Regions from separate parts of the Mus musculus genome. Here region 1 is linked to region 2. Evidence: chromatin loops called from intact Hi-C (ENCODE). Cell type or tissue: left cerebral cortex. All regions are shown on one strand.

The links. Hi-C counts contacts between places; a loop is a spot of excess contacts. Peaks named below come from ENCODE experiments on the same cell type or tissue, not always from the same donor. Only the 100,000 strongest peaks of a DNase experiment are listed, where the experiment ranks them.
Region 1: it touches region 2 in a loop (5-fold over the local background); 17 of 42 quality-filtered maps call a loop at or near these places.

The regions. Positions count from the first base shown.
Region 1 is chr13:109,557,273-109,559,772 of GRCm38, reverse strand. All of the region lies in intron 3 of Pde4d (phosphodiesterase 4D, cAMP specific), which reads right to left. Among named protein-coding and RNA genes, the nearest start is that of Gm32703, 120 kb to the right of the region's middle. In left cerebral cortex, a CTCF peak has its summit at 1,356 (motif pointing left); DNase peaks (open chromatin) are centred at 323 and 1,210; H3K27ac peaks cover 300 bases.
Region 2 is chr13:109,608,542-109,611,041 of GRCm38, reverse strand. The region is part of intron 3 of Pde4d (phosphodiesterase 4D, cAMP specific); the gene reads right to left. Among named protein-coding and RNA genes, the nearest start is that of Gm32703, 170 kb to the right of the region's middle. In left cerebral cortex, a CTCF peak has its summit at 1,048 (motif pointing right); a DNase peak (open chromatin) is centred at 1,040.

The DNA of each region.
Region 1 (2,500 bases), 51 kb after region 2:
TGGGACTAGATGCAGTTCATGCCCGTAGCTGATGTGCCTTCACTCAGGGAACGACATTTGGTTCCAACCATTGCCTAGCTGACCTGGGATGGGTCTGCTATTCAATGTTGCTTGGTTTTTACTCCTATTCTTTGCTGATTATGGTGGTTTGAATAAGAATGGCCAATAGATACACATGTTCAAATGCTTGGTCTCCAGCTGGTGAACTTGTTTGGGAGAAATTAGGAGGTGTGGGCTGGTTAAAAGAGGTATGTGTCACTAGTGGGAGGTTGACTTTGAAGTTTTAGAAGCTCAAGCCAGGCCCCTTCTGCCTCCTGCCTCTTATGAATCAGAACTAGGCTCTCAGCAAATGTTCCAGTGGCAACCTGCTACCATGTTTCCTTGGCCATGGACTCTCCTGCTGAAGTTGTAAGGACGTCCTTGATTAAATGCTTTTTACATTTTTTTTTGAGATTATAACACAATGGCAACATTTCCCACCTAACCCTCTCCTCTTTCTCCCTCCAAACCTAGCCCCACAGTGTAAGCCGCCCTGGGTTTTGTGTCTCGTTGCAGCCACAGAACAGAAACTGAGCCACCTGGGGTGGATTTGTTAAGCGATGTTGCTGGGTGCACTCCGGTTTTCTTGTGAAATTATTGATAGTCTTGGAAGCTGGTGGTGCCCTGGCAGGAAAATGCCGCTCACTCTGTGCCTTCCCACTGATGTCCATTCTCAGTCTGAACAAGGTCCTAGTGAGGAACTCTACGGTACAGCTGATTTCTTCAAGCCACTTCACCTTTATATCACGTCATTTCTAAAAATTCTCAGAAGTCGATTGAGATTGGAGTCTCTTACCTCAGCTACTGAAGGACGGACACACACACACACACACACACACACACACACACCCCTTTGGCAAATAGCAGCCGAGTAATGGAATTCAGCTGCTACATGCTTCAGGCCATCTAGTAGTTATTTTCCCAGTGCTCTGGTTCTATGTACCAGGCTGATTTCTAGAGCCATGAAATTTCTGTTTTATTCTGAGACAAAAATGCAAAGCCAAAAAGCTCTATTCTGACTATGTAAATGATCTGTTAGTGCCAACTCATTAGCATTTTTGAGGCAATTTGGAAGAGACTTTAAGAACATCCCACTTAGTGGGAAAGCCAGCCATCATTAGGTGGTACCTCAGCCTTTCTCTGCTCTGGAAGCTATGCATAAATTTGAGAGATGTGTTAGATTTTTTTTTCTTCTTTAAGAAGTCGTCTTGACTCATGTCAGGAAATTCCCTACTCAGTATATCAATCTGTCAGTGTCAGATAGTAACAAAAGTAGCAAGGCTGATAAGCACTTTAATACAGGGCACACTGTTTCCCTCTAGTGGCCATGGGCTGATCATGTAATCTAGAAAGGCTACGGGAATCAGGCCAACCTTTCCTATACTTCAGCCCAAGCATTGCTTGTATATATTTAAGTTCTGGCAACAATTAAGCAGCCCCATCTCCGAGTTTCCCTAAGGATCACAGCAAAATACCCTTTCTTCCTTCTTCTCAAATACTTGGGTTCCCAATTCCTGTACATGGCAGATGATATTCCTACTAAAAAGAGTACCACACAAAAGTACCATGTTCAGTCAACAATGTGATGAACTCATGCACACGTCTATCACTTCCATCACACACACACACACACACACACACACATACACACACACATACATACACATACACACACATATACATACATACACACATACACACATAGAGATAGACACATACATACCCACATATACATAGACACACATACACACACATACATACAATACACACACATACACATATACATACATACACACACATACACATAGAGATAGACACATACATACCCACATATACATAGACACACATACACACACATACATACAATACACACACATACACATATACATACATACACACACATACACATAGAGATAGACACATACATACCCACATATACATAGACACACATACACACACATACATACAATACACACACATACACATATACATACATACACACACATACACATAGAGATAGACACATACATACCCACATATACATAGACACACATACACACACATACATACAATACACACACATACACATATACATACATACACACACATACACATAGAGATAGACACATACATACCCACATATACATAGACATACACACACATACACATATACACATACACATATACACACACATACACATATGTACACATGCACACACACACACACACACACACACACACACACACACACACGTTTACCACCTCAGGTAAATCCTTCCCTTAATGTTTTGGATCTGATCTCTCTATAACATCTGATAAAGAGCCTGGACCTTTATCCTCACTGTACTTTTCTTTATTGTCAAATCCTTCCCCTGAGGATAAAAAGAGCTTGATGACACTGAATTCTTATTTAAAAAATAATTTCCAATTTCTCTGTTCAAAAACTTACCATCGCTTCCTC
Region 2 (2,500 bases):
GAAAGCGGTTGTCCACTCCAATGACATCTGTACCATGAATGCACCAGAGTTCAAGCTGGTGTCTCTTCTTTTCACCTTTGGTAGCTGCTGAGTCATTCTGACATCAGTTTAATTCTGATGGCTTTAGATATTTTGTCTCCTCTTCCCTTTTTCTTATTTTATTGTTTTGAAGGCTTTGAATATCTGCATATGTCAAGCGCTATGAAATATCCTGAGCATATTTCTTAGCAAGGTCCTTTTTATTTTTAATTCCTCATATCCAGGATCTAAACTATCCCATTTCTTCTAGTTATAGGAAATTTTCTTGTTTTATTCGTATATTAGGGTTTTTGTTTGTTTGTTTGTATGCTTGCTTGCTTGTTTTGGGGACAGGGTTTCTCTGTATAATCCTGGCTGTCCTGAAACTCACTCTGTGGACCAGGCTGGCCTTGAACTCTGTGATCTGTCTGTCTCTGTCTCCCAAGTGCAGGAATTAAAGGCTTGCACAGCCACACCCGGCTTCCCGAGCATAACTACCTCATCATTGTTTAGCATCTTCCCCTTCCCGGATCACTACCAGTCCCAGTGCCTTCTGTTGTTCCCATCTTCTCTCTGAGAGTTTCTTTTCTAGATTTTTGGCTTTTCATCTGTTTTGATTCTCATAGTATTTTAAAAATCTTTCGACAGAGACACTTAATTCAATTTGGCAACAGCAACTCTCGGCTTCTACAAGTCTTTTGATTGACCATGACCTTTGTTATTCTGTCTTATACATACTACTTAGGTACCACTTCCTTTTCTCAATTTTTTTTTTTCTTTGTTGGATTTCAATACTGGGCAGTTGGGTGGGAACCCAGCATTCATTAGACATCCAAGGGGATGTCACTGTACAAAGGTCTAAGGGCCTATTCACTGAAAGAGGCTTCCTTTCCTAGAGGGGTGCACTGCCTTCATGAGGTAGAATGTGCATGGTCCCTTCTGCTTTAGATTTCAACATTCTCCGTGCAGCCCTTACTGGATGCTGAAATGCAGTTGTCTGGGTCTCCCACTTTGTGGAATTCTCCAGCAGAGGGCAGTGTGCTCTTGCACAAGATCCATACCAAGCCTTGTCAGGGAGAAGAACCCCCCTGCAGCCCACAACTGGACAGCTAACACCTTATCTAAAACCTTTTCCGTTTTGAAGCCTCCAAAGGGTTGGTTTAGGATTTCAGGGAGCCATTCGTACACATCCTCCACCTTTGATCCAGGAAGCACCTCCCTATGAATGTGCCTAACACCAATTTCGCTGTCACCCTCTGCTTCCCAGGATCTTAAAAAAAATAGGTCTCCCCATATTTGTCCTTCAATCCTCTCTCAGTTCGCAGAGTGCACTTTCTCCCTTAGTCTTATGCCTCTAGGATACCATGTCCATGGGAAACAGACATGGTAGAGGTATTTCCATGGTAGAGGGTATAGGGACGGGTGGTGCCTTGGGTCAGATAGAGGTACCATAGAGTCTTATTTTCCACTCCCACACTCTTTGTTTTAAATTCGCAATTTTAATTAGAGATAATGTGAGCATGTGTGACCAGTTCATTACAATGAAACAAAAGAGCAGATTATTGATGCAATAGCTCTTCCCTGTGAACCTGAGTTAAAAACCATGTTAATGATCAGGAAACAGCCAAGGAAATTTCTACGGAATCTGCACGGAATATTTATCTTTTGAGTCCAGTTAAACAATAACAATCCCCCCAGCCCCCGACTCCAAGAGTCAAATAATTGTTACATCACTGGCTTGGCAATTAAGACCATTTTTCTAATTGGACTTTTAAGAGTTTTGGGTACGCTCACTGGAGTGTGACTATTCTGGAAGATGAAAGAATTTGAGAGGAGCAGAGCCATCTTCCACTTTTAAGCCATGCTCTGAGCCTTGCTGCACACGCATCTGAAACAATTTCCTACCAGCCCCAGAACCTCTGTAAGTCCTACAGGATCCTTGACCTTAGCTGGGGGAGGCAGGATGAATTTCTAGTCACAAGAAGAACAGCGTGGCTGTACCAGGGAATAATGCAAGTTAACCCACTGTCAGGTGATAGCTTCCTCCATTAGAGTTAATTGCCTGCTAAATTAAAATTCATCATAATATTTGAATCACGATCATTTAATGTAAAAATGTTTCCACTCTTGGAATCCTCTACCCTGGAAGGTAATTTCTCACAATCCTGAGGTTTGTTTAAGAAATGTGCCTGTATTTGCCGTTTTGAATATGAAAACGTTCATTCTGACTCACCAACACCATCAGAAAGTCTAACAACAAAGAAGAAGGCCCATGCTTAGTGGTGTTTAGGATATTTTGCATACTATATTTTTCTTCCTCCAGATTTAAAATGTTTGTTCAGCTTAATAAAAGGCTCGGGGAGCCGGGCGTGGTAGCGCACACCTTTAATCCCAGCACTCTGGAGGCAGAGGCAGGCAGATTTCTGAGTTCGAAGCTAGCCTGGTCTACAAAGTGAGTTCCAGGACAGCCAGAGCTATACAG